Linked DNA regions of Mus musculus: regions 2 and 3 are each linked to region 1. The links are chromatin loops, found by intact Hi-C in ENCODE. Cell type or tissue: left cerebral cortex. All regions are shown on one strand. Each heading gives the region's core, and the rest is flanking DNA. Links, peaks and the distances in the headings are about the cores only.

Region 1 (7,916 bases), core at 1,936-6,935:
AGGTCACCATTTCAAAAGAATTCCTAAAATGTAACTGAATCTAAATAAATTTCAAACTGACAAATTGTCATACATTTTTTTTAAAGTTATTTTTTATATGACTTCAAGTCACTCTAATCATTTGTCATGGTACCCAACATATTTTAAATGATGAGAACTCCTCTCATGAACACAACTTCTTCACTAATGTCCTTACTTTACATACTTTTTTTTTGTAAAGAGTAACTTTCTATGGAGAATATTATGCAATATCTAATAATCATTGAATATCAGGGTGAAGAAATTAAATTCAGTTGGCTTCACAGTAAATTTTCTTTTAAAAAAATAATCCATATTTTTAAATGAACGTATCTCTCTTAAAGGATGCTAATGGTCCCTTCTTGCCTTCAGGTCTTTCCACCTACCTTGTTTCAATATTCTTGTAACATTATATAATAACTTATAACATTTGTGTGTGTTGGATGTGTATTCATATGAGCATACATGTACATATCTGCATACATAAAGAGATGCAAGAAGTGTCTTTATCGGTCTCTTTCTCACTTGTTTTGTTAGACATTGATTCTCACTGAACCTTAGTTCACTAACTTGACCATAGTGGCCACTCAGAGAGCTCCAGAGATTTCTTATCTCTGTCTTCCCAGTTCTGGGATTAGAGATGAGTACACAGTGCTTTTCATGGAGATGACATTCAGGTACTAGAAATTCTGCAGCATGCACTTTGCTGACTAAGGCACCACCCTAGTTCCATGAATTATCATTAAATTAGTAGAACTATCTATTGATTTTTTTCATTCAAACAAGTGGGCAGTTCATTTATCAAATCAATAAGGATATATTAAGTAGCAAAGTATCAGACACTGTGGTCTGATTTTTTCCCTTTATCATTCCCTTCTTCATTCTTTCTCATTTGCTTTTCCATTCCCAAACTAATACTAAAGAGAAGTATAATAAACAAACAAACAAACAACAAGAGTAGCAGGAGCCTATCAAGCAACCCCAGTCAGGTCCATAAAGATGAGGAAAGACAGCTAAAGGAGATATTTTCACATTGCCAGGTAGATGGGGTGAATGGGAATTAGTGATGTCTTCCATAATGACAGGCAGTAATAGGAGATTATTAAATCCCCTCTTTGTTGGGATGCATCAAATGACTGTAACATGGGAATGTACACTGGACTGTACAGGCAAGATAAAAAACTGAGACAAATATTAAAATCCAAGAGAGAACAAGCAGTAAATCTAGATGGGGTAAATGCTGCATTTTGGAGTTTCCATCATCAAAGGAATGTATTGGAAATAAACAGCTGTCTTCATATATACTTGCACTTTAGTATCCTCATCTGTATTACTAGAATCTAAGAATATACGCTTGTTGAGATGCCTTCTGGTCCTGAGGCACTGTCTGTGTTATATTGCCTAACAGCACATATGACCATAACAATATAGCATTTAATATTAAAGTAAATTTTAAGTTAATTTAATAGGCTTAATTTATATCAGCTTGTGTGAATTACAGAGGCAAGCTTGATATGATTATTCTCTGTTTATAATATATTTGAGACTAAAAGAGAGAACTCTCAGGTTTTGTTCCATAAAATAATGACTTAGACCTAAAAATATATACTGTGCACTGACAAAATTGCCTATAGTTGTGGAAAATCACTCCTTAAATCTAGTGAGCAACATGATATACACAGTCTTTTTATTTTCTTTATTTTTAAACAAAGTTACTGAATTCATGCTATTTACTGGTTTGTGTTTCTGATTACAAGATGCTGTCCCCTGCTGTTTGCTAAAGATTATACCAGCTCAGAGTCACCAACCCAGAGAGAAATAATATGACAAGTTTATTTGATCTTAACATCAGAAGATCAAAATGTGGACTTCTGTGTATCTATAGAAGAAAAACCACCTTGGGGACATCACCTTCCCTCTGCCCAAGTTGTCTCACTGCAGTGACCTTCATTTCTAGACAGGGCTTTGAACAGAACAGCTGATGCGCTGGAAGCATGAGGATGGAAGGCCTTATTTACTAAGCAATTATTTCTTCTAAAAGACAGCTTATGAAGGATCTTAAACCCATGTATCTATTAAGCATAACTGACATCCCTGATGGATTTATATATAAACACTTGTGTGTCTCAACTAAGTTTGCATGTGTGCTTTTAGGAGCGTTCCCTTGCTGAGTCTTTATTTCGGTTCACTTTAACGAAGACCACCCAGCAGTATAAAACAGTGCCATCTCTACAGAACTACAAACTCTCCTCCGGGGAACCACACTGATAATAAGAGCCAGTGTGTTCATGACTGTTTTCTATATGACAGGCTGCTCTCTGTGTGACCGGAAACTTGAATTCATGGGAAATTAGAAGAAGTGAAATTGACTGGATCTGGGTTCAATATTTGGCTGTCATTTACCAAGTATATCATGACATTTCACTTTGCCTGCCTTCAAAATCGTTCAGCTGTTTGAATATTAAATAAAGTGATGCATAAAAGAGGCTGCAAAACATCATACAGAAGCGTGATTAATAATTGACTATGAATGCAAATATGAATATCAGATGACCAGTTCAGTGTCGTGTAGAGCAAATAGGCAACTTTGGTACTGTAGATAGGCAATGAGACACTAAGCAGAACTAGGACATCTTCCTTGATTCTCTACTTAGCATCATTCCTTCCTTTTATGTCACTCAAGAGAATACTTAACTCTGAAGGGTGATAAAGGTGTCTAGTAACAGCTGGTATACCTCGGTTTGAATTACCATACTGTTGATCTTCCCTATGCTGTCTATTTCCCTAAAAAGAATTCCTAATACCTTTCAATTTACTTTTAAAAATGGGGGGGGGGCAACTTCTCTGAACCCATCCAGAGCATCTAGGGAAAGAATTTTCCAATGTTTCCCCAGTGAGTAAATGATGCTTGACCAACACAAACTGACGTTATAACCAGTGGCTTACTAGTGTTTGTGAATCAGGCCATGTAACATCTTTTTAAATATAAAAGCATTAACTCCTTCACAAATTCACATTGTACATGTGTAACAACTACATCAATGCTCTCACAAACCTATTGAGAAACCATAAGCAAATGAAGCTGAATCTGCGACGAGGGTATTTTCCCTTGCAGGTGATGACATCTGAAATCCATATTACCGCTTCTCCTTCGCCTTCAAAGAAATGTATAGATATACATTTTTGAACTCCAAAGAACTAAATATATAGGGGTTTGCATATAATATAAAAGGGAAAAGAACATTTGTCATGAACTTGGATAGGCCTTTGATATCCCTGTAGTAACACAAAAGCTCTTATCTTATTTCCCAGCCATAATTTTTTTTAAACATTTGCACACTCTGTTTGAGCCAAGAGTGGTATCTGATATTTGGAATGTTATAAAACAAAACCACAAACACACACACACACACACACACACACACACACACACACACACACACACACAAATCAGATGACCAAATACACCATAAAAAAAGGCCCTAGGAGAAATGAAACAAAAATATTTATTTACCTTCACTTTCAACAGGCACAGTCGCTAATATTTATAATCATCACTTTAAATTTCATTTGACCTCATATCTCAAATATGCTTGGGAGACTTAAAAATGACTGACTGTAGCTAATGGAAAGAGTTTTGTGATAATTATATACCAGAGAAAAATGTCAAAATATGTAACTATTTTATCATTGTTCTATGGTCCCCGCTTCTTAGGAAAGGCAGTAGAGGTGAAATTTGCCAAGTGCTCTTCTAACACGGGGTGATGGAAAAGCCCACATTCAGGAGCGAGGGATGCTGGAATTGAGTTGTCAAGCTGTCCCGAATGTCTTGTACAAACTGAACAGGCCAATTTACTGCAACACTGCCTAGACTGAAGGCTCCTATCTAGCCTTTACACTTGTTTCCTCCTGGAGAGATTACCCTGCTCCCCCAAGCTTTCCCTCCCTGGCAGCTCCTGACCTACCCTGGATTCCTCCTGAAAAACCAATTCTCCAAAGGAGAGCAGTCTTAATCCCTACCTTGGGACCAGCGTGCTGGACTTCCCAGAGAGGCTCCTACCATCAATCTGAAAGGAAAAGCTTAGTGTTTGTTGATAATTTTTAAATCAAGTGGTGAATTGATTTCAATATATTCTCTTTTGTACCTTAAAACTCTCAGCTTTCGGGATGAAAACCAGCAAGCTTTAAAAAAAATAAAAAATAAAAATAAAATTGACAACTCCCACACAGCCTGAATTGCTTTTTCTGATTACAAGCCTCGGACGCTGAGGGGCTGCTTTAAAACGGCGTTTTTCCGACTCTCCCCTCCAGGTGGCAGCAGTGCTACACCTCAGTGGTTCCAATCCCTTTTTCCCTGACTTCAAGTGTTAATGCAATTGACCAATCACTGCTAAGATGATGGGAGGTAATTGGGTAATTGTATTTTACTGATCTCTAGCGGAGAAAGGGAAAGGGAAAGGGGCAAGAAAGAGGGCCAGAGGAGGGGAAGGGACTGCAGTCCTGGAACGCTTTGGGGAGTCAGGACCCTAAGTAACAGGACCTGGCATTGGTGGAAAGTCTAGACTGGCAGACGCTGCCAACCGCTCAGTGAGCGCTTTCATTTATCTGGGAAGAGAGAAGAGAGAGGAGAGGGAGAGAGTTCACCGCGAAGTGGATGGAAGGGGAGCCGGGACTATGGCACTGAGACCGGCGCAGAGCAGCTGCGCGCCCGAGGACGAATCTCCTCCAGGAGGACCAGCGGGCGTCGGGAACGGCTGCGCACAGAGGAATCAACTTGTGGCTCCAGACCGTCCCCAACGCAGCTGGAAATGAGATCAAAGCTGCAGTTTCATTCCAGAAGGATGAGAGGAGCCAGTGATTAGAGAATTTTTTTTAACCCTCTTCATTCCTGTTTCGTTACCCCCCCCCCTTTTTTCTTTAAATATATTTTTTGAATATTTTTTTTTCCTTTTTAAAATTACCTAACACCACGTCAGCCCCTTCACTTTGTTTTCCCTGCTTGAAATAAAAGCCTAGCCTGAACTTCCACAACCTTGGGGACTCGAGATCTACTGCTGGATGATGGAGAAGGGGACACCAGTGCTGGCAGGGGCCGCTGGCGAGGGACCGCATCGAGCGTCTCTCCGGTGATCCCTGCCCTGATCGCCCAGTTCAGCTATACCTGGAGGACCTGTACCCAGTGCTGGGAGTGGGGGAGGGGACCCAGTGAAAGCCACCCAGAGCCTTAAAAAAAAAAAAAAAAAGTAGCTGACCGGGGGCGGAACGGGTTTGTTCTTGACAGCTGACGGAGCCTTGAAATTTTCCTCCTCTACCTCCGCCCCCTCCCCCGCCCCTGCCCCCCGCACTCCATTTAACGTGAGATTATGAAATCGCAGAGGCGGTGGAGGGAAGGCGACGGGATCTAACAGGGAGTTTGGAGGGGCGAGGGGGGAAGGTGGCTGGGTGGCTGAAATCAAAAATCCAATTGCGCACTGGGTTGTGATGAGAAATCTAATCAGATCTTTGACGAAGGGGCCGGCCGGAAGGGTAGCCGGTGGGGGCAGTTGATCCCTAAATTCTCCGAAGGGAAAGCTGGGGAAAGGAATCGAGGATGTAAAGACAAGACTTTTTTGTTCTTCTTTCTTTCTTTCTTTTCTTTTCTTTCTTTTTTTCCTTTTCTTTTTCTTTTTTTTTTTCTTTCCTTTTTTTTAACCCCCGGAGGAGGTGGCTTTTGGGTGCCTTGCTAAAATGAAGGATACGGGACGCAGCTCTCTCTTGGAGCAGAACGCAGAGGATAAGGTGATGGTGCCAGAGAGAAGAAAGAATGAAGCTTTTTCTTGTGAGACCTGGATCGTAACATAAATGTGTATATGGCCACACGGAGAGCATTGGGGGGAAAAATGAAATAAGCTGATGTCAGACCTGCGGGGTTTGGTGTATTCTGACATAAATAATCATAAAATAGCTGTCCCCCTCCCCCAAGGATGTTTGGAAATGAAGAACTGAGGATCCACAAAGAAAAAGTGTGCTCATTTTTCTCTGTAAAAGAGAAAGTACGCCAAGGAGATATTTTTGGAATGAAAAGTTTGGGGCTTTTTTTAGAAAAGTAAAGACCTGATATATATATATTTTTTTTTCTTTTGGAATTTCCCACAAGAGGAGAGGAAATTAATAATACATCTGCAAAGAAATCCCACTGAAGAAAAGTTGACCGTGGAAGAAGGAAGCATTGATTGGGAAAGAAATCAGCAGAGGACCCTTGGATCAGTGCCCGTGTTGACTAAAATTGAAGGATAATTGCAGTTGGATTTTTTTTTCTTCACCAACCTCCTTTTTTGTGTGTTTTCTTTCTCGTTTTCTTTTGGTGTCAAGACCGTGCATTCTTTCTTGTTCTTAACCACCTGGATTTCCCTCGGGATGTAGCTGTGCTGAAATACAGTGAGTGATCCTAATTTTCTTATTTATCAGGGCAGAAATTGTTCATTAATTTAGTGTTCTGGTTCTCTTTCTTTCCCCCTCCCCCCTCACTGTGGTTTTTTCAAGGACCCGGCTATTGGGAACAAGAAAATGAGGGACAGGGTGGCCCACGCAGTTGTTCCATCAAGCTGTGCTCACTGATAAGCTGGACTGCTATAATGATGCAGGTTGTCTGCATTCTACGCAAATGCCTTTGCAAGTGTTCAGTATGGAGAAGAAGGAAAGAAAAAAAAAGCTCTCCATGAAAGCTGCTGCAGTGTGGGGTGCGGATGCTAGTGATTGACACTCTAGAATGCATTTAAGTTACCAGGAAACCCCAGAGTTAGCAGCACAAATGTTGGCTATTGGAAATCGAAGGGGCCCAATTTAAATTTCATTATCCAACCCGACACTGCAGATCAACAGAAGTATTAACACAAAACTAAGATACTCAAGCAGGTGAAGGATGGCTTCTGGCTAATTCATAACAGGGAATTGTGCGGTGGCAGAGGAAGTGGTAGAGCGCTTCCTGCACTCCCTTGTCTAAATGTGGTCTTTGCATCCCTGGGGGCTTCAGTGATGAAACTGTGACTGAAACAAGGAGGACCCATTCACCCCACCCCTTGTAACTTCAGACTCCCTTGGTTTTCAGAGAAGTGGCACTCAGATTGTAAAGGACCTGAATATTTAGCATAGGCTTTGTGAGGAACCCTCCAAACACCACTAAGATACAGCTTTTGAGAGAAAAGGCAGACATTTACCGTCCTGCGGTAACTTAGAAAGGAATACCAAAGAACAATTTGTGTGTTGAGTACCAAAGCTTATCATGGACCAAGTTTGCTTTGAAAGAAAGAAGTCAATGAAGACAAACAAACCAACAAACAAAAGTAAATAATAATTAAATAAAAGAGAATGTTGCATGTGATTTGAGAGGCTGGGACCTACAGGATCACCTCCCCCTCCTCCACCTCTGTCAGAGTCTTAGAGCTTGTCTGCGATACAGAAATGCTTTCACCCCCACCTATGACACCCACCTCTCTCTGGAGGCTTCGATTAGAACCATGAACTGTCAGGTAACTTTAGAACTATATCACACAGGCTAAGCAAAGAAGAAACTGAGGCCAGGAGAGAAACCATAATTCCTTGGTTAATGACCAAACAAGTCTGAGACAGATGACTCACACAAGCCTCAGAGAAGCAGACAAGTTTTGAATCCAAACTAGGAAGAAATCTGGCACATATATGAGGCTCACAGCTGCCATTTTTATTTGGGAGAGAAAGGCACAGTGATCTAGAGATGATGAAGTAAACTTCTGTCAGTGTAGACAACAAGATTTCTAAGTGCCAACATCCCTCTCCTCTCCTCTCCTCTCCTCTCCTCTCCTCTCCTCTCCTCTCCTCTCCTCTCCTCTCCTCTCCTCTCCTCTCCTCTCCTCTCCTCTCCTCCCCTCCCCTCCCCTCCC
Region 2 (7,916 bases), core at 1,004-6,003, 880 kb before region 1:
TGTAACACACAGTAGGTGTTCAGTGACATAATATGAAGAAACGAATAAGGCAAGAGAGAGATCCTCTTACAACATAAAAGGTTTTTAGTATACTTTTTGCACCACTAAGAGAAATTAAGCCAGAAGATGGAGGTCTGTGTAGACATGTTTCACTGACATGTGGAGAATGCCATTCACTGTGGAATCTGGATTCCATGAGGAAAGAAAAGAATCACTGTCAAGTCTTCTGAAGCCAGGAGTCTGAGAACTGCCACCATTCAGAAGAGGAAGTGTGTGTCTTTTCAGGTCTTGCTTCTGACAGTCAACTCTTGGATTGTTAGTTGGGTCTGTGCATAGCTGCTGGAAGCTGCTTAGTTAAGGATTCTGGTATCAAATACTTTCTGCCATAGTCACTCTGTCTCCCTGGGGTTAAGTGTTGAAAACACGAGATTGTAACAAGTCTAAACCAACACTTGTTTTGGCAAGCTGGTTAACCAGGCTGGCATTTACCAGGAACACCTCTACCTTGCATCATGTCTTTTTTCCTTCAAAAATAAAATAGATAGGAGGATAATCGTAGTTCCTGGTCATCTGCATCACAGCCTATCTATTTCTAGAAGGCCTGGAGAATACTTTCTTCCAAAATCTGTTCTCAGTGGCAGCCGTTGTCTTACTGAAATTGCTTTTTCTGCCTCCACCAGCTGGACACTCAAAAACATGATATGACGAAGTCCTATTTAATTTTGTCATCCTATCATCTCAACGAACGAGGAATGTGAAGCCTCATCCTGATATAACAATTGTGCGTGGCAGTTTCACATCCAGAGTGGGAATGGCATGCCTGGCAAATGCCTTCTTCCTGTCAGTGATTTCTTCACATGACATCCTCCCACAGGTTGTCTTGAAGGGCAAGCATTACCAACTGGGAATATTGTGTACACAGATATGTCATCGGCTATATTGGCACTAGCCCTTTGATGGCTAACTTTATTACAGGTATCATTGTAATAAATATTAGCCAACATAAACATTGGTACCTTGAATGCTTAATGCAGTGGATGGGGAAGCTGAAACAATAGAGGTTAAATTTGGCATATAAATTTACCCAATCATGTCACAAGGCAACCTGGCATATTATGTTGTATAGTGATAGCATCCGCTTGATCAGTAGTCATCCCTTTATGTGCATTGGCTTTCTTTGTCTGGCCTGTTGAATATAGAACTATTTGCATTTATCAAAGTAAAGACTTCCACTTTAATTTTTAATGCTACTTATCTAAAGCCAATACCTTCAAAGGGGCTTTTTGTGCATCTCTCAGCAAGATTCCAGGGTTGTAATTATAATTCTGCATCTAACTTTGCCGGTGTTGGAATGTTATGACCAAAGCAACTGCCTTCCACTTAGTTCCTAAAGTGAGATTTTCAAAAACTATAGGATGTATGTTCTATATCATGGTAGAATTTTTGGTAATGGGTCATCAAAACGATGCCATATTTAGGATGAAAGGTAAGGGCCATGGACCCCTTATTTTCATTATCCACATTTCTATGTAAATTCCATCTTCATGGAAAATAAAGCAAAAGGAATAGTGAACCACTGAGAATGAAGTGAGTTTAAGGGGTCTTTGAAGCAATAGATCCTCCATGATGGCTACAGCCCAGGAAATCAAAAAGAAGAGCACAATTGCAATGCACTGCCCTCTACTGATCAGGCATTACACAAATGCAGCTCCTATATCTTATCAACCCTGTGTTAGTTGAATTTTTGCACATATACGCGTTTCCTAGACAATCACTTTAATATTAAGTAGATCTCTCTTTTATAGCTTCTTTTCTTTTTTATTAGATATTTTCTTCATTTACATTTCAAATACTATCCTGAAAGTCCCCTATACCCTCCCCCCACCCTGCTCCCCAACCAACCCACTCCTGCTTCCTGGCCCTGGCATTCCCCTGTACTAGGGCATATAATCTTCGCAAGACCAAGGGCCTCTCCTCCCATTAATGGCCGACTAGGCCATCTTCTGCTACATGTGCATCTAGAGAAATGAGCTCTGGGGGTACTGGTTAGTTCATATTGTTTTTCCTCCTATAGGGTTGCAGAACCCTTCAGCTCCTCAGGTACTTTCTCTAGCTCCTCCATTGGTGGCCCTGTGTTTCATCCAATAGATGACTGTGAGCATTCACTTCTGTATTTGCCAGGCACTGGCATAGCCTCACTATTGCATGGAATTTCCACTTCATCTTTCTCCAGCTTCAGAGACATTCCTGTAAAGATTACCACCATGGCTGAAAGCACGTTCCCATAGCTTTAGGATTCCCAGTTATATGATTAACAACTCACAGAATGTCACTTGCCTTAATCATAAAATGGCAATTTTAGAAGCTCATTTTCAAAACTTGGTAGAAGGAAGAATGGAATTAATTATACAGAGAGTGCAAATTTCTCTAAGGTGCATAGGTAAACTTGGGGGAGGGCAACTGAATTCTTTTTCTAATTAATTGATGAAGTAGAACTAGTGTTATAGGAATGGAAATTTAGAGTTGGAAAGTCAAAACATTTCTGCAATTCTTTTAATTTTTTTTTATAGACAGAAAAGGTTAATCCAATATCTGCATAATCATTTTTGACATCACTTCATTTTTAAACACAGGATTTTAAATCTCTCCATCCATTCACCAACTTATATATGATGACTACATGATTATTAAGGAGACAGAGAGTATTTAAATAATCTATACTCAGTAAAAAGTTAATGTGTCAAGTAGGACAAGAACTATTTCCAAGGAAGGGAATAAGAATGTGTTGCTGAAAAACTTGTCTGGAAAGGCTCCTACCAGGCTGAATATAAAAACTTGATTGTTTTTCTCAGGGTGTGTGGACTTATACATATACATATATATGCATGTGCTTATGTGTGTGTTTGATTATTTTGGGGTACAGAGAAAAACCTAAGCAATAGTGAAAAAAGAAAACCCACGTAATACATAAAAGCTAAAGAAATCAGCGTTTTTTTTAAATAAACACTTCTGAATAATTAACTTTTTTGTGAAATTTTGCCAGTGCCAAAATCTTTCAGAGTAATATAATCTCCTGAGATGGTTTATCGCACTTATTAAAGATGCAAAATTATTATTTAGAAGAGGAAGGGAAGGGCTTCAGATCTTTGAATTTGTAAATAGGCTGATGTTAGATGAGGGTGGAGAACATTCTTCATAGATTCCGAGGAAGAAACAATTTACACATGAGGGCTGTGGAAACGAGGTTGGGTAGCATCTTCAAAACTATGGAGTTAGCACTTTCCTGTAAGGAGCTTTTGTGTGTAATTGATTTTCCCTGTGAAATTAATGAACTCCTTTCCAAAAACGCAATTGGAATCACCGAGGATGAACTTGGAGACTCAATAACGCCAGCAGGACTTGAAGGGTTAATTCTTCAGTCACCACTAGGTGTCAGGTTGGGACTGGTTTTGGGAACTTGCAGGCTCTGACTGGCTTTAAGTGAGAACAGACAACCTCTCTGTTCCTTTCTGCCACCGTGCTGCTTCCTTAAATAGAGACTTTTACACTGCATATGTCAAATCTTTGGAACCTTTCTTTTTTGTCTCATGGGTGTTTACAGCATTTAAACTTTTCACCCCAGCATGAGCCTCACAGGAAGGGAGTTTTGAAGAGGAGAAATACAATTTAAAGGGGGTCAGCATTTGTGGGCAGATTCTTTTTGTCAGTATCCCCCAGAACCTTCTTCATTCTCTGTCACGAAACACTTAGAGTTTACATGCAAGTTGACAACTAGGTTTGCTTAGGCCCTGTAACCTTCAGTAGAGATAAAAAGCACCGAAAGCAAGGAGGTGCAGACTCACTATGTAATTTTGAGCATGTAGTAAAGGTTTGATTCATTCATCTTTACATCTTTAAAATGAGTATATCACTTGAGTAAGAAAGAATACATAAATTTTATAAAATCTCCCTAGAAACTGTAAATTAAGAAGTAACTTTATAGTTAAGGTCTTGATTCTGAGACAGAGTAAACCATAAGCTTGGTGCCCTTGTTTGCATAGAGGAAATACCACTAATGCAAAACTGCAGTGCTTGGATCTCTTGTAGAATGTCACTGGAACAATTCCTTATAGGAAGGTTAGCATGGCTGGGGTATTATAGGCAAAGGATGGAGCTGTGTAGGAAGAGAAGATGTAAAATTAAAGAATTTGACCATTATGTTAAATAATCTGACGGAATTACTCTAGCACAGGCAGCAATCAAAATTGTATACAGAAGAAATATCCAAAAGGTTCACAATAAAATCTAAGCTAATTAATATAGCCTACACGGTCTTATCCATCTTTGCATCTTCATATCAACTTTTGCTCCATTTAATTGCCTTGTAAATCTGTAATCTAGAAGTGGAATTATTTTATGACCAAAACTACTCGTCACTGAGAGCCTTTCTCAGCCCATTTTGATCATGTTAGCACAGCTCAGCTCTCTCTGTGGTGAGTACAATCACCAGCTCTTCATTAAGTCAGTTCAATACCATGCATTGATATATAATACAGTTCTAGGCAAAGAGACACGAGGAAGGCTAACGCTTTATGGTCCAAGTTTAAGAAAGAAACATTTAAATATACAGATAATTCCTGATTTGAGGTATTATGCCATATGTGCCAGGACAGCACACCCACGATCTGATGGTTAGCAAAAATGTTGTGTAAAGCTGAGCATGTGGAGTCTATGGAAATACCAGAGGCTTTTGAAGATGAAATTGAACTACTGAACAAATCCAAGAGCAACTATCTTTTCTCCCACTGCTTGTAAGAAATCACTCAGTTTTAGAATACATGGTAAATAAAGTAGTCATCTTTTATATTACTGTAAAAATCAATAATATAGAGAGTATGGAGAGAGAGCTCAGAGAATAAGAGCATATATTGCTTTTCAGAGGATCTGGATTCTTGTCCTAGAACCAGGCATCTCACAACCACTTACAACTATGGATCAGAGGGCATCTGACACCTGTGACATGTGTGGGCCTCACCACACACATATTCATATGTATAAATTAACACCCACACATACATAATTAAAAGTATGTTTTAAAATAATATAGCATTACATGATTAGAGCCATGAAAGGACATAAAACCCACGCTCATGCAACAATTATTGAGCATGATGAGTTATTAATGGTAAATTCTTCATTACACATGCCCACTAGCTTTTTTTTTTTTTTTTTTAAGGAAAAGAAAGAGTGACTGGAGATGAAATCACTAAAACAGTTAAAACCAAGTTTTAGAGTCTTTTTTTCTTCAGTCTTTTCAATTTTCCAGTGAATGTAGAATATCCAAGAGACCGGCTTTCCCTTTATAATCCTGTAACATCTGAGCTCCGTAATGATCTCTGCATTATTTCGGAGTCTTCCTGTATATTAATAAAAGCTTGCTCACCACTAATACTCACGCAGCTCGTGTATTTAGTGAAATGCCCCCGCGGAAATTCTCTTTTCCCAAGACCACTGGTGGGTGCTGCTTTTGCATCCCAGGCTTCTCACTCACACCTTCTCTTTGCCACTTGCTTTTTCTAAGTGTTATCGTACACAGGGAACCTAGGTGTTATGCTTCCTTTTTATAGACTTGAATTTGTTCTTAGCTTCTCAAACCTGCATGTCACCACCTCCTTGAAATAACTGCTCTTTAGATCCAACTCTAGTTTATTGACATTTTTTCCTAAGTACTGAAAAGTCTTGTTTTTAATAACAGAAATAATAGATATTTAAATACTTTCTGACTTCTCACTTCCTGAAAAGATGATATTATACCAGAATTATTCTTTCAGGCTTAGTACCTGCAATGCTTATTCATAAAAATCATAGGTTGTAACACACTATTGTTTAAATAAAGTTATAAACAATTTATACATGTAAAACTTGCAAATATTTGATGGTTAAGGTCAAACAATAGCTAAGAAATAAGACATAAAATAATATAACTTTATTGTTTCAAAATTCTGTGGAATTGTTCCTTCCCAAAATTATCTGTTATTATTTAAATGTTGGGATCCAAGAGCATATCATCAAATTATGATGGTCTTTAAAATAAGGAGTACATTAAATGCCATATATCTGTTTTATACCCATAAAGTTTCTACTCCAGTCTCAGTGAGATATGTTAGTGTTTGGTATTGAGTTCAAGATGAAGGTGATGGTAGCGAGTTGTGATAGAGTGGGTAGATTTTTACTGCCACTGATATCAGTTTATGGATGCTAAACACTTCCTGGTCAATCGGCACTTAGATGAGATGTTTATTTGCATTGATTGTCGATTATTTGCTTACCCACTAACCTGCAATGTTTATGTTGTTATTTTCCTCTATACATGATAATACACCTCTAAAACCTCCTGAGTGTTCCTGTTAAAAAACATGTGTGTCATCGTCTGTCTTGAGGGGCAGTGCCTTGAAAGATACTAAGCAAACAACGGACAGCTGGGTGGCATCCAGCACTTCCTAGGTGTATGAGTCAGAAGGAATATCTGTTTATGATGCAAAGGCATCCTATGGGAATCAAAAGAAAGCGATCCCTATCTCAGTTTTGGTTTTGCTGGAAAAGAGTTTAGGGAGGCTTTTCCGGTCTCCTTCAAACAGGTGCTGTTCAGTGCTCAGCTACTTGCTGAAAAATAATTTCACACCTGCAAATTCTCTCAAGAACGAAGCGCAATGACATAGAGGACAGGCAGGTAGATTTTCCTTTCTTGTTATTTCCTGACAGTTATTTATTTATTTAGCACAGCACCAGTCAGATTGCAGAGCCCAATAAAATGATAAGGCTGCCCTCCCGAATGTCAGGATAGGTATCAAGATCCACTCCTTTAGGGGCCTTTTAGAAATAGAAAGATCCGAATCTGAGCTTTATCTGCTAAAAAGCTTATTTTCTAAAATAGTGTTGTCTTATGTTGTGCCCATGAAGGACGCTTCTGTGTGTAGACATCCCAGGCTTATTTCACTGTCAGACAACAGCAAAAGGCTTTACTTTATTTACTACAACACTAGGACTTGATGAAGGTGCAGTATCAACTTCCTGTTCCAGAAAACCGGAACTGTTATATACGACTTTTCTTGCTTTTGACCAAGAGTCCACTTCTTATAGTTTAGTCCAGTAAATCACAGAGGGAATTTCAAGTTGAAAGCAAAATTGCACATCAAAAGTTTCAAAGATAAGTATGATATTACACAAAGAATGAAAACCTTCATCAGACATTTAGTTTTCTGTCTACAATAATATATGATTTGATGTCTTGGTGGAGCCTGGTATTGATGGCCTTTATCTCCAAACCTGATAAATATGGGTTATAAGTGAAAAGGAAACCTTGCAGAATCACCAAAATATTGTGGGCATGTGTGTGTGTGTGTGTGTGTATCCACCAATCTATATACCTGCCCATTTAACCAACTATCCATCTTTGTTTTAGCGTATACATTCATTCATCTTTCTATCAGACTGTCCAAAGTGAGACCTACAGGCAGATGATGGGCCATGACAGAGATGGATAGTCAGGCCATTGATTCAGAGATGTTAGTCCTTGCCCTTTCATTCCACATCTATATCCAAAAATTTAGCATCGTGAGCAATTTCTATTACTTAAGCTTTGAGTCAAGTGTTCACCAACACACAGCTTGTGTTGTTGAATATTTTCAGGAATGGAATTTGAATCTCCTATATTTCATGTGCAGCATATCTTTAGTGATCTCTACTTCATCGTTTGCACCTGTCATATGCTTTTATGACATGTGCCTTGGAGACTTGAGAGAAAGCTCAGTAGTAAAGGTTGACTTAATGGGTAAGCCTTAAGGCCTGAGGTGATCTCCAGAGTCTATGTATAGGTAGAAGAGACAATGTTACAGAGTTGTTCTCTAACCTCTTCACAAATGCTGTGGTACATGCAC
Region 3 (7,916 bases), core at 1,004-6,003, 1.1 Mb before region 1:
GAATGATTTAAAAGCAATAGGAATTGCAGACCGGCTAAAAGAACTATAATAAAAAGAAATATACAACGGGGCCTCCCTGTCTTGGCTTCTTTAAAATTATGTATATATATATCTTACACAATTGCCATGAAAAAGCATCTAATATACTTCAAAAATCAAAGGCAACCATATATCCAAGGAATAAGATCTTGTTGGATCACATAGGCCTGTAAAATGTCTCATACTAATTTTTCTTTCTTTCAAATAGTATGCAAAGAATAATATTTGAAGAATTTTGGAAGTCTTCTGTGAAACATCTAGGTTTACTTTGATCCAATTCAATGTTTTTCAAATTTATTCAACTATGGAAGACTCTTTCATGGAACATCAGTTAAGACTTAGCAAATTAATACTGCCCCATGAAAGCTATGTGTCAACAGCGACTTAAATAACAGTTGTACTGTGGATGGGAATGTGCTTATTAGTCAACACTCACATGATTCATACACGAGTGTATACAAATGAAATCTTGCTTTATGACAGAAGTCCCTTAGGAATACAGGTTTGGGGTATTTACTCATCTTAAATGAGGCATGGAAAGCATGCAACTGGATGCTTTAATCACAGTTGAATTACAAATTCAAGTTGGGAAACCAACCTCTTATCATACTCTTAGAGGTCTGCTCACTCTCTTTAATAGTGGAATATGTGACCATTTGTCCCTGGTAACAGCATTCACATTTTCATAAAATATGATTGTAGGGACATGTTGATATTGTTCAAATACACATGTTGTATTGCATGTACAACAACCAGTATGCAAACATATTATATTAGATCAAAACATTTTTTAGTTCGATATGCTCTCCATTACTTTTAGTAATTGACATTGTACTAAGGGGCAGCATCAATAGCTGAGTCTGAATGAACACCCAAGAACACAAACCCTGTGGACTTTTAATTTCCAGAGTCTTTTCAGACACCAGCAGCTCTCCGGGAAGACCAGGTAGCCTCTGCATTGCTGAGGGTGGCTGAGAGGATCCAGTGGTTTATAGAATGCAGGATGGCTATGAAATGCATTCAGATACTGCTTCTTTTCCTAACACCTCAGCCTCAAAACAAAACAAAACAAAACAAAGAGCAGGCAAGAATAGAAAGAGTATTCTTAGCTGAGCCAGCATGATATGAATGCTGCATTAGCAGCTGCTCACTGAGCCGCAGCTGAGCAGATCTGCAGTCTTCAAGCTGCCCCACATCCTTCCTTTAATACCGGCTGCAGAAATTCCCTTGTGTCCTTTCCAAGCAGGAAGTCTAACTTCCTCAGGATGAATGATCTTTCCAATCTCCTTAGAATAGGAACTACCAGGACATAGATGGTAAGAATGCCTTTCGGCACATCAGAATAATAATGAAGTCTTATATTTATATAACTCATGATCATGGACTCCTCCCCTATGTTTTATATATATATATATTACTTAAAATCAGAGGTGGTCTTACATAAATGTAGGAGGCAGTGAAGATCTTTAGTCTCATTGATTTCCTTTGAAAGTAAAATCCTCAGAGAAGTCTATTAAACTGACTTCCATTCCTTATGCATTTTCTTTATTCCCAACAGCAGTGGGAATTCTGCTTTCTTCAGGTAAGACGTCTCCCACAATGGAGGAGATTGATGAGATATTCTGTAACAATAACTTGTGAGTCTTGATATGCTCACTGAGCAATCTGGGATGAGAGAAGAGGCTTGTGAATGTACATTTATAGGATAAGAGCAAAGACAGTTACAGGCCCATGGGTTATTATTGAATAACCACGGTGGACCTATGATAACCCATGCAGAGAAACTCTCTTAAAGGCCATTCATCAGCCATTTATTTAGTACATTCAATGGCAAGGGTAACACATGGAATGGGTCTGCTTTTAAATGAGGATCTAAACATGTAGAATTATGGGATACTAAGAACAATTAAAAAAATACATAAAAGCCAGATTTACAATTCAAATTATTTTTCTTCTTTCAAAATCAGTGGTTTTAATCTAAACCTATCATGGAAATTACAGAGAAATCAGAGTGACAGCATTTCAAGAGAGAAAAAAGGTTACACATGATTGAGGGTAACATTTCCCCCTAAAACTTGTACTTCAAATTATTAAATAATAAATGGATATAGAATTCATAATTAAATAATTTCTATTAAGTAATTTCAGGGTATAATTTCCCAAATTCACTGATTTTCATAACATTTACTTTTTACCTTTTGTTACTCTCTAAACATTTACCTTAATGCTGTCATTGAGAAATTGTGGCATTATTTGGTCATATCAGGATATTTATTATTGGTATTATTAAACTATCGGGATATATATTGGAGAGTTGGAGATACAATATAACCATCCCTTCAACCACTTATATAACATCCTAAGAAACAGCTGATATGTCCCACTACTTATGAAATGTCCAGGTTGAGTGGGACACAGAATACTACGATGCTTTGAAGTACATCATGCAGATAGTAGGGTTTATTTATTTACCCCTCCTCCATCACAGAGACTAAAAAGGTCTCCGTTCTGGATTTGCTTTCTGTATTTTGGAATGAGATTGCAATGAAGCAAAAGGATTTAATTTTAAACCTCATCTGCATAACATTGGCCATGGGGACAGCATTTTATAAGGGATGGAGAGGAGTGTATCTGTTTATGTGCCTGTGTTTGGGTGGGGATAGGACGAGTGCATGTGTGTCTTCAGTGTGTATTTCCCCCCACGTTTTCTTTGCTTTTATCTTTATTTCTTTGTCTATTTTGTAAACTGTTTTTAAAATTGTTTTAGGTTAGCTTCCAAGCCATGTGTTTTCTTGGAACTTTGATGTAACAGTCCCATTTTATTAATTAAAAGTCAGGTCATGTCTGATGTTGCTACAGCTCTACGAGAGTAGCACCCCTGTTATAATGCCATTCTTTTTCTTTTCTTACAAAAACATAGGACCCAGCTATTTCCCTCCTTAAGCCTAGCCCCCCCCCCTCCCGAGTAACTGAGACTATAAGTGTATTATACTTCTATGCCCTGCTTAAAAGAAAAATGTTGCTTTAAATATTCCATCAAGTGTTTCTCTGGCTCACTCCTGTCATCAGTTTCATTCCACAGTGTGAATAAGTGTCCTGATTGGTTTTTGTCAATTTGACACACATTTACACATTCCCTGGAAGAGGGAAGTTTAACTGAGAAAATGCCTCCATAAGACTGGACTGTAGTCAAGTCTGCAGGGCATTTTCTTCATTAATATTTGATGTGGAATTGTCTAGCCATTTGTATGTCTTGCCACCCCTGGGCAGGTGGTCCTGAGTTGTATAAGAAAACAAACTGAACAAGCTATGAGGAGCAAGTTAGCAAGCAGCATTCCTTTATAGCCTATGCTTTTGTTCCTGATCCCAGGTTTCTGCCCTGAGTTCCGTAGCTGATGCACCTGTAGCATGAGACAATCTCCACAAGTTGCTTTGGTCAATGTGTTCTATCACAATAGAAAAAAGACCTGGTAGAGCAATACACTATGTCACCTTTTAAGAAAATGTTATTGGAAACCATATACTAAAGTTTTTATGCTTAATGTTGTCATTTATGAAATGAGAAATTTTGATGAGGAGTCCTCTTGGCAATGGTCAGCACTTCAGATCGCCTTCTTTTCAGTAGATCAAAAATACTGAAAACATACCTAATATAACTTCTTAACATTTTTAAAAAAATTATTACTTTTTTTTCCTCCCAAAGTTTGCCAACTGCCTGAACAAAAGAATCATACCACTTAATCAAGATAGATCATTTCAACCCATCTTTTCTCACTGGGTACCACTTCATGGACTAGAGCCTCTGTGGAAAGGACTCTTCTGTATTATTTTTTGTATAATGTTCTCCTGAAGCTGACCACTAGATGTCTCTGTGATCACATGCTAGGCCAAATCAGACACATGGTCAACCACTTCAGTGAAGATGAACCTCACTGCAATCCCCAAACCCCAGATACCATTGCTACAGTAAGCCTTCTCTACAATAACCTAAGTAGGTGGCTCTAGACACGCTGTTTGACTATGTTTATATGATTGTGCAACTTAATATAAACACTTAGGTTCATCCGTACCCAGGAGAATCTGTGAGTGTGAAAGTTCCATTTCAATTGGTCTTGTACAAGTGAATATGCATATACTTACACACACACACACACACACACACACACACACAGAGAGAGAGAGAGAGAGAGAGAGAGAGAGAGAGAGAGAGAGAGAGAGAGAGAGATATAGAAACAATCTATCAGAATATGCACATGAAAATAAGAGATGATGCTTAGTGTTCAAAATGAGGCATGGTAACTATGGGTAGAATTGTTCTAAGATCTCTGGACACAGCTTCCCCAATGTCCCTTGGTTTGGGGACCTGTTGTTCTTCATAGTCCTTTCTCACATTTTCATTCTTTTATTTATTTTTTTCTATTTTCTCTCTCAAATGTAACTTTACCTGAGTAAAGACCAAGAGCCTATATTGGAAACTGTTTGTTTTTAACTTAATGCTTACAAAGCAGCCTACATCACAAGTTATTAGGAAATGCTTTTGTTGGAATGTTACCGGATGAGAGAACAATCCACTTGCACAGTAGAAATGTAAAAAGGAAGGTTAAGATAAATTGTTATTAAAGTACAAATCAATTAATATGATTTCATACTTAGAATTGTTATGAATGGAGATATTTAAATTTTAAAAATAATTTTGTTTGCTCTTAACATTATTAAGCAATGCCTATGTGTATGACAATACATTTTCAGATCAGCCAAGGAAAGCATGAGAATAGATCCTTAAACTCTGACAGTATCCACCAGCTTCTATCTTTGCTTTATATGAATCATACATATGGTAGTAGTCATGTAAAAACAAGTTGAGAGGAAAGAGTAAGTAAATGTTCTTAATGATTTGCACTCACATGAAAATCATAATTTTTAGAAAATAGTGCTGTACTCAGACTATCTGTAAACATTTTGGAATTAAGTCATAATTATATTCTTTCTACAAAGAGTAAAACAAAATTGAACTCAATTTCCATCCATCTCAAATGGTTACAGACTCCCAATGGATAAGAGGATACAACACTGGCTGTTTGTTGTGATTTTTAACAGTCACTTCCAGTGTATTTGGTCAGTAGTTCAGTAGATCATGCTGATCTCCTTAAACTGAGGTGCAGTTATTTCCTGAGGGCAAGAACAATAGCTGTAAGGAATTGGCACTCAGCTGTCTGAATTTACTTTTTAGCCACTTGAATGTGACAAAAAAATGCCTACAAAGGTTTACTAGCTCATGTTATTTCCGAGAATCAAAGAAGAAACAGAGAAGCATGGCATTTTCAATTCTGAGTGGTTTAAAAATGGGTGATAATAACTAACAATTACAGATCTTACTATGAGTTGTAAATTATAAGGGACTGTATCTTTAAAACAATAGCTTGCATTTATTAAGTGCCTTTTATATACCAGCTGCTGTTCTTTGACCTTTGCAATAAATAAATCATTTACTCTTCACATCCAACCTTATTACCGTTGCTGGGATCTGAGGCACAGAAAGGTTAAAAAACTTGTTAGTATCTAGAAAATCAGACTTGAACCCAGAGAGTTTAGCTCGGCGCTCCCTGGATCACTAGCTTCTTAGGAAATTTTTGAATGGTACTGGGGTTGCTTTATTTGGTGTGATTGATTCTCTCTCACTGCATATTTCCTAAACATCGTCATTGGCCAGTTTAGCCAGAGTAACAGTACCATTACTTTAAGCCTCCCTTTTTCTTCCATCGAAACTCTCAAGAGGCCTTTTGATTTCTTAGGTCTGTTGCCTTCAGAATGTTAGGTAAATCAGAAGAGTTTTTTAGTTGCAACATTTTATTTCTTATTATTCATGTTTAACCATGACAAATAGTGCAAGAACTCATAAGGACATTTACAGATCTCCTCATGGCTATTTCCCTTCTATGCTTAAGTTCCCTCTTCTATTACTTTCATTCATTGCCTAGAAAACTGCTTCTTTCTTTCTGTCAAATATACAAAAAATACTTAAGTATCTTTATATAATTTATAAATAAATTCCACAAACCCAGACACTATTGTGGATACCAAGAAGTGCATGCTGAAAGGAGCCTGGTATGGCTGTCTCCTGAGAGGCCCTGCCAGAGCCTTACAAACACAGAGGCATGTGTTAGCAGCCAACCATTGGACTGTGCATGGGGTCCCTAATAGAGGAGTTAGAGAAGGGACTGAAGGAGTTGAAGGGGTTTGCAACACCTCAATGAGGGAACACCCTCATAGAAGCAGGGGGAGGGAGGATGTGAAAGGGTGTTCTGGGAGGTAGGGAAACAGGGAAAGGTGATAACATTTGGAATGTAAACAAAGAAAATATCCAATTACAAACAAAGCAAAACATGTGAGGTACATATTTTCAAGTCAAGTCTGAATTATTTATTTAGTGAGACAATTTTTATTTGCATCTTTTTTTCATTTCTGTGATGTAATTTCATTTTTATAGCCAAATATGTGCATGTGTATATGTATAAGTATGTGTGTGTATGTGTATACATGTAGTACAATATATAATATGTATGTATGTATGTATGTATGTATGTATGTATGTATGTATGCATGTATGTATTTCCTCTCTATACCTCATTTGAGAGGCTTATTAAAACTTTCTGCTTCCTCATTACTGTACCTACACTCTCGTTACATTTCTCAAGTGCCGCAGCGATGCCCTGAACTTGGGCTACAGGATAACAGCTCAAGCACATATTCATTGTTCCTACAAATCAGAGACTCATCAGGATTTCTAGGCTTTGCTTCAAGCTGTACTGATGCCAGGTAACTTCACAAAACCTTTGTCCCAGAGTCCTATCTGATCATGCAATTTTCTATTTGCATACATTTTCCTCTTCTACTTGGACCACCCAATTACATGAAAGATGTTCATGGCTTAATAAAGTAAAAGATGTACTGAACATCAGTGGTGTCCCTATAAGACCGCCTGGTTCTGTGCGCATTGTTCACATTCTTCCCTGCGGTACTCAGTGCTGCATGAATTTCAGCTTTATGGGCTGTGAGGATTATTTAATTCCTTAGGCTTCAGTATAGGCTTCAGCAAGTATGTGATAATGTATACACTATATTTGGCACTCTAGTACTATATTTCATATACAGTTTCCTATTGTGTTATGAATAGTTATGAAAGAGGAAAAGAAAGAGAGAAAAAAGTAAAACACACCATTGCCCTGCTCTGCTATGCCATTTGTCTTGATGAAGGAATGTTATTATCTACCATTATGACAAAACTAACACTTGAACGTATGCAAAAGGGCACTCAAGTTGTCCATTGAATTTTCATGGAATTTCAAGGTAATTTCTCTTCTAATAGCAGCAGTGGTAGCAAGAGAAGCAGCACAACTGCCACTACCATAATCATCCTCACAGTCACCATCATCATCCTGACTACCACAACATTCCCTATCACTACCACCATTATCATCATCAACACTACCAATGCCATCAGCACCAAAAATCACCATTACTATGACCATCACCATCATCATCACCACCATCACTACCATTAGCATTATGGTCATCACTATCATTACCTCCAGCACAATCGCTACCATCAGAGTAACCATCAACATCCACCTTATTGTCATCACCACTACCAACACTACCATCATTATCTTCATCAATATCACTATCAAAACCACCAAGAATAAAACAGTAGACTTTACCTATTCTAAAGACACATTTCATTTTAAGTTTTCTTTGCCCATGTGTCTACTCTTGTTAAAAATTTACTCAAAAGTGATGAACAATACACTTATCTACATGGTATGGAATACTCAGTTAGCCTTAACTATTCTTTCCTTACCTAGCACATGCAGGTTACT

The links. Peaks named below come from ENCODE experiments on the same cell type or tissue, not always from the same donor. Only the 100,000 strongest peaks of a DNase experiment are listed, where the experiment ranks them.
Region 2: a loop joins it to region 1, with 9 times the contacts of the local background. A loop is called at or near these places in 8 of 42 quality-filtered maps.
Region 3: a loop joins it to region 1, with 4 times the contacts of the local background. A loop is called at or near these places in 3 of 42 quality-filtered maps.

What each region holds. Positions count from the first base shown.
Region 1 is chr2:97,461,986-97,469,901 of GRCm38, forward strand. It overlaps Lrrc4c (leucine rich repeat containing 4C), which reads left to right. Exons shown (of 9, transcript NM_001363047.1): 6 at 6,155-6,435. Among named protein-coding and RNA genes, the nearest start is that of Gm22313, 230 kb to the left of the region's middle. In left cerebral cortex, for the core only: a CTCF peak has its summit at 4,331 (motif pointing right); DNase peaks (open chromatin) are centred at 3,961, 4,395, 5,254, 5,396 and 2 more places; H3K4me3 peaks cover 2,983 bases; H3K27ac peaks cover 2,968 bases.
Region 2 is chr2:96,582,417-96,590,332 of GRCm38, forward strand. All of the region lies in intron 2 of Lrrc4c (leucine rich repeat containing 4C), which reads left to right. Among named protein-coding and RNA genes, the nearest start is that of Lrrc4c, 270 kb to the left of the region's middle. In left cerebral cortex, for the core only: CTCF peaks have their summits at 1,683 (motif pointing left) and 3,415; DNase peaks (open chromatin) are centred at 3,449, 4,047 and 4,615; H3K4me3 peaks cover 311 bases; H3K27ac peaks cover 2,199 bases.
Region 3 is chr2:96,333,650-96,341,565 of GRCm38, forward strand. The region is part of intron 1 of Lrrc4c (leucine rich repeat containing 4C); the gene reads left to right. Among named protein-coding and RNA genes, the nearest start is that of Lrrc4c, 19 kb to the left of the region's middle. In left cerebral cortex, for the core only: a CTCF peak has its summit at 3,900 (motif pointing right); DNase peaks (open chromatin) are centred at 1,133 and 3,904; H3K27ac peaks cover 850 bases.